2 separate regions of the Homo sapiens genome follow, and region 2 is linked to region 1. Evidence: chromatin loops called from intact Hi-C (ENCODE). Cell type or tissue: A673. All regions are shown on one strand. Each heading gives the region's core, and the rest is flanking DNA. Links, peaks and the distances in the headings are about the cores only.

Region 1 (2,919 bases), core at 198-2,697:
GGGCCTGAGCTTCAGCTCAATGGAAGCCTGCTGTGTGCCACAAGACGGAAAAGTGGAAGAAGCTGCAGTGGGAGACAAAGCCTCGGTCCCCCACCCATCCACACACACCTACACTCACACACGCGCACATGGGCGCGCACGAACTACCATTCAGGCAGTCAGTGGGCAAGAGGAAAGATAAGTAAGTACCATACACACCTAAAAGATGAGAGAATTCATCCAGACATATTACAGCCAGTTTGGGGCCCCTGACTGCAATGTGAAACCTCTCGCTGCTGCTAGGTTTACAAACAAGCCCATTGTCCTGTGCCTCCTAATATCATTTGTACTGAAGACCCCATCTGGGGACTTGAGACTTTGGTCCCAGCCCAGACTCCTCAGACTTTTCTCTCAGTTGGGATGCTTCACTCGCTGGGGGTGTTTGTTTGCCCTCTCATTTTTCAGTACTTCTACAGAATTTTCTCTAGAGTCAGTCATTATGAAATGTACTTCCCTCCATCTTAACCTATCAACTTTCTGCCCCTCCTTCAAGGCCCAGTATAAATGCCACCTCCTCCATGAAGCCTTCCCTAATTCCACCCCAAACCCCCACCTTCAACAATATTTCAACGCTTCTGCAATGATGAAAAAGAAACATAGTTGTAGTACTTAGCCTACCTAGACCAGCAAGCATTCATTTTTAGCTCGCTCATTTTTTACCATGTTTTCCAGTCTGTTTAACTTCTGCAGTGCCTTCACTACACTGCCTTACATAAACCAAATCACAATAAAGTTCATATTCAGTACATTGATCAGTCTTGACTTGAATTGATGGCATGGGATGGATGGCAAGAGTGACCATCTGTTAAGACTTGTTTCAAAGCCACTGGAGGTGGGGGTTGAGGTACTTCATGAAATCTGAGCTCAGGTAAAAGTGTGATGGATTCAAAAGCCCTGGCTACACTCTGATGGTACAGTTCTTTGCATTCTGGGGTAGTTGGAAGAATGAAGAGGGGCCTTTATTTCATATTTAGGGACAGCTAGGTGCTATTCGGGGTTACTTGAGTTTGAAACTCCTATTTGGGATTGGACTCGAGGCCATAGGTACAGTAGCCAAATCTTTCAAGGGAAGATCTCTCAACAAGACAAAATACCAACTCCCCTTTCCCAGCATCTTCCTTAGAGCCGAAGGGATGTGTGAAGACTTCACTCATTTGCTTATACAACCTGCCATCTACCATCTTAGGGTAGGCAAAGGGGAAAATTCTTATTTTTCTTTCTGACATGAAAAAGTGCCTAACCAGGGGAGGGATCTCCAAAGGAGTAGCTCAGGAGAACAGTTCTCAAGTACAGCCCTCACTGTCTGTCCCTATAACACTAACCCAGAACACACTAGAGATTTACATGTTGTAGATTTTTGTTAGACATGAAATATCCCATGTGGATAATGCAGTCATTCCATATGGTCACCAGATGGCACTATGGTATTACAATTAAGCTCAAAGATGCTACTGCTTTTTTTTCCCCCCAAGGATGACAATTTTTCCCCAGACAAAAAAGGGTAGAATGCCCTCTTTCACCACTCATATTCAACATAGTATTGGAAGTTCTGGCCGGGACAATCAGGCAAGAGAAAGAAATAAAGGGTATTCAAACAGGAAGAGAGGATGTCAAATTGTCTCTGTTTGCAGATGACATGATTGTATATTTAGAAAACCCCATAGTCTCAGCTTAAAATCTCCTTAAGCTGATAAGCAACTTCAGCAAAGTCTCAGGATACAAAATCAGTGTGCAAAAATCACAAAGCACTCCTATACACCAATAACAGACAAGCAAAGAGCCAAATAATAAGTGAACTCCCATTCACAATTGCTACAAAGAGAATAAAATACCCAGGAATATAACTTACAAGAGACGTGAAGGACCTCTTTAAGGAGAACTACAAACCACTGCTCAAGGAAATAAGAGAGGACACAAACAAATGCAAAATAAAGCCATGCTCATGGATAGGAAGAATCAATATTGTGAAAATGGCCATACCGCCTGAAGTAATTTATAGACTGAATGCTATTCCCATCAAGCTACCATGAACTTTCTTCACATAATTAGAAAAAAAACACTTCAAATTTCATATGGAACCAAAAAAGAGCCCACATAGCCAAGACAATCCTAAGCAAAAAGAACAAACCTGGAGGCATCATGCTACCTGACTTCAAACTATACTACAATGCTACAGCAACAAAAACATCATGGTACTGGTACCAAAACAGATATATAGACAAATGGAACAGAACAGAGGCCTCAGAAATAACACCACACATCTACAACCATCTGATCTTTGACAAACCTGACAAAAAGAAGCAATGGGGAATGGGTTCCCTATTTAATAAATGGTGCTGGGAAAACTGGCTAACCATATGCAGAAAGCTGAAACTGGATCCCTTCCTTACACCTCATACAAAAATTAACTCAAGATGGATTAAAGACTTAAATATAAAACCTAAAACCATGAAAACCCTAGAAGAAAACCTAGGCAATACCATTCAGGGCATAGGCATGGGCAAAGATTTCATGACTAAAACACCAAAAGCAATGGCAACAAAAGCCAAAATTGACAAACGGGATCTAATTAAACTAAACAGCGTCTTCACAGCAAAAGAAACTATCATCAGCATGAACAGGCAACCTACAGAATTGGAGAAATTTTTTGCAATCTATCTATCTGACAAAGGTGTAATATACAGAATCTAGAAGGAACTTAAACAAATTTACAATAAAAAACAATCGCATCAAAAAGTAGGCGAAGGATATGAACAGACACTTCTCAAAAGAAGACATTTATGCAGCCAACAAACATATGAAAAAAAGCTCATCATCACTAGTCATAAGAGAAATGCAAATCAAAACCACAATGAGATACCATCTCACACTAGTTAGAAT
Region 2 (2,919 bases), core at 307-2,806, 250 kb after region 1:
AGTAATTTGGCCCCCTCATTAGTTCTTAGGCGGAAGCAGCCCTTTGGCATTTAGGACATTGACAACAATATCTGAGAAGGACAAGAGGATGGGAAATACAGAGAAGGCAACAACCAGCATCTAGCACAACATCTCATCGAGTCAGCAAAGACAATTCAACATGTAATACTGCTTGTAACGGCAAAAATTGCCAATGATCTAAATGCCCATCAATATGAGATTGATGAGATAAATTATGAAACATCCAAAGAAAAGAACACTATATCATTGTTTAAAAGAAGGAGCTAAAACTGTACTTTCTGAGAAGGACAGACGTTTCCAAAGGATTGTAAGTGAAAAGAGCAGGTCATGTAACAGTCTCTATATCATGATCCCAGTAAAACCATAGATCTGTGTTTATATATGCATAAAACTGTCAACCATAGTTATCTAGTACAGTGTCGGTGCACAGAATTACAGAGGAAATTTCCCTTTGTATTTTGTATACTTATGTATGCTGTTGACCTTTACAACAAGCCAATATCACCTTATAATTGGAAAAAACAATACTAGAATTTCCATTTTGCAAAACAAAAACATCCTATCTTAGATCACCTTCATCCATGCTATCTTTTGCATTGACAACATATCTTGGATTTAGCCATGCATTTGAATTTGTCTCAGAATTTTCTCATGAATGAACTAAAGCAAGATAGTAACATATTGATCAAGTTATAATACAGTCAAATGGATTGGCAATCCAGCAGAAGTTCTCCAGAGAAGGGCCACAAGACTTTTTCATTTTTATTAATAACTTAGGTGATACAGAAAATGTACTTACTGTGTTTTAAGATGACTCAAACCTGGCAGGGATGTCGGAATATGTTGAAGAACAAAATTGAGATTCAAAATAAGCTCAGACGGGTTGGAATACTGGGCTAAAATTTAAATGGTGAAATATAAATGAGATAAAGAAAAAAAATCATCAATTCAAATTTTAAAAGTCCATTTTGTGAGGCCAAAATAGGGGAAGTGTGGCTTCACAGCAACTCACATCAAACAAATAAACAAACTAAAAAAGATCAAGGGGCTTGAATTGACCCACAAGCACAATTCGAGCCAACAGTTTAATGTACCTAAATTATTTAGTCGCTAAAAACAGAGCACAATTTTAGATTGCATAATCAAAGTACAGTTTCTAGATCCTAGAATATAATCATTGCACTGTAACCTCCTCTGTTCACTCCTGCCGTCTCCTGTTCAATTTTAGACATCACATTTTAAGAGAGTCACTAAGAAAGTGGAAAACCTCCAGAAGAGGGTTGCAAGATTGACAAAAGAAAACCATTCTATAATAGGAGTTACTCTTGAAGGTAGAAGAGACAATAGGGCCTGTAAAGGAGAAACGTTGGGGGATATATAAGATATCCACCTGCCTTCAAATCTCAAGTATTTTCCTGCGGAAGGTATGCACTTATTCTGGGTTGCTCAGGTGATAGAACCAGGACTACTGCCACCCGGTGGTGAAAAGGAGGCAGATTTTCAGTAAACCCATCAAAAGGCTTTCCGACCTTGAGAAGGTCCTGCAAGAAGAGGCTGAGCAAGCTGATAAGGCAGTGACGGTTTTAGTCGAGGCGGAATGAACAGATGCCCGGTGGCAGAATTGCACTGAGTCCCTTTCAGCTCTAAGAGATTACATCTTTTTCCCCTATTCTCCGTGCCATCAATTCCTCTCTGTGTCGCCCTCAGGATCAATAAGTCCACTCTCTGCAGTCTACAGAGTGGTAAGGAGAGTTCTGAGGGAATGGTGGAGTTGCTGCCTCTTGTTTATTATTGCCCAGGATCTATGGGGTCAAAACCCACTGCTTATAGGAGTGCCAAATAGCTCATATAAGTTGGGTCATGTCCTTCACTGAACAAGCTCCTCCGTGGCTTTCCATCTCACTCCCTGGAAATGGCAGTCAATGCCCTTAACAAACTTGTCTCTGTGACCTCTCTGACCTCCCATCCCAATACTCTTCCCTTCATTCACTCCATTGCTGCAACATGGGCTTCTTGGCAGTTTCATAAATGCCAGATATCCTCCTGATTCAAAGACCTTGCTCTTCCTGTTCTCTCTGCTCCCAATGCTCTTCCCTGAGATACCTACATGACCTACTCCCTCACCTCCTTTAGGGCTGGATTCAAAAGATTACCTTCTTGGTGAGGCCTACCCTGACCACCCTCTAAAATTATAGGCTCTGCAGGGTTCACTCTCCAACCCTCCCTCACCACTCCTGACCATTTTACAACTCCTTATCACCCCATCTGAAGATATTTTCCATAGTACTTAATATCACATAACACAATATTTTATATTTATTATTTTGTTTTCCATACTACCTCTATTGGGCTATAAATTCCTTAAATACAGGAATAATGCCTGTCCTGTGTGTTTTTTTTTCTTGTCATATCTCAGCTTCTGGAACACTGGCTAGCACACAGTAGTTACTTATTAAGTGTTTAACGAAATGCCTGCTGCATCCCAAATCCATGCCATCTCCTGCAGTCTTGATTTTCTCAACAAAAGAAATTTTAAATTTAAGAACCAAATCCAAAAATAATAACAAGATGTGTCTTAGTAGTAAGATTTGGCATGATTGCCTATTTTTCTCAATTTTCTCATGTTTTAGTTATGCTGTCATATTACCTTAATGGTCAACTGGCCATAATAACTGTAGCAGCTAACATCTATTGAATGCTTATCATGTACCAGGCATGGTGATAAGTACTTTACTTGGATTAACTCATTTAATCCTCACAATAGCCCTTTTCAGTTGGCACTACTGTCATTCCCATTTTAAAGACCAGGAAACCGAGAAACGAGGAAGTGATGTGACTCGACCAAGGCTACACAACTAATATTAGACAGATTCCAAAGCCCATGTTATTGTCCCCTAA

Evidence for each region. A loop is a pair of places that touch in the nucleus more often than their neighbours do. Peaks named below come from ENCODE experiments on the same cell type or tissue, not always from the same donor. Only the 100,000 strongest peaks of a DNase experiment are listed, where the experiment ranks them.
Region 2: a loop joins it to region 1, with 9 times the contacts of the local background. A loop is called at or near these places in 22 of 110 quality-filtered maps.

The regions. Positions count from the first base shown.
Region 1 is chrX:111,242,971-111,245,889 of GRCh38, reverse strand. CAPN6 (calpain 6) reads left to right here. Exons shown (of 13, transcript NM_014289.4): 13 at 1-791. Among named protein-coding and RNA genes, the nearest start is that of CAPN6, 26 kb to the left of the region's middle. In A673, for the core only: a CTCF peak has its summit at 1,443 (motif pointing right); no DNase peak of the experiment used is centred there.
Region 2 is chrX:110,991,384-110,994,302 of GRCh38, reverse strand. It overlaps a transcript of PAK3 not described here. Among named protein-coding and RNA genes, the nearest start is that of PAK3, 100 kb to the left of the region's middle. In A673, for the core only: CTCF peaks have their summits at 1,286 and 1,489 (motif pointing left); no DNase peak of the experiment used is centred there; H3K27me3 peaks cover 363 bases.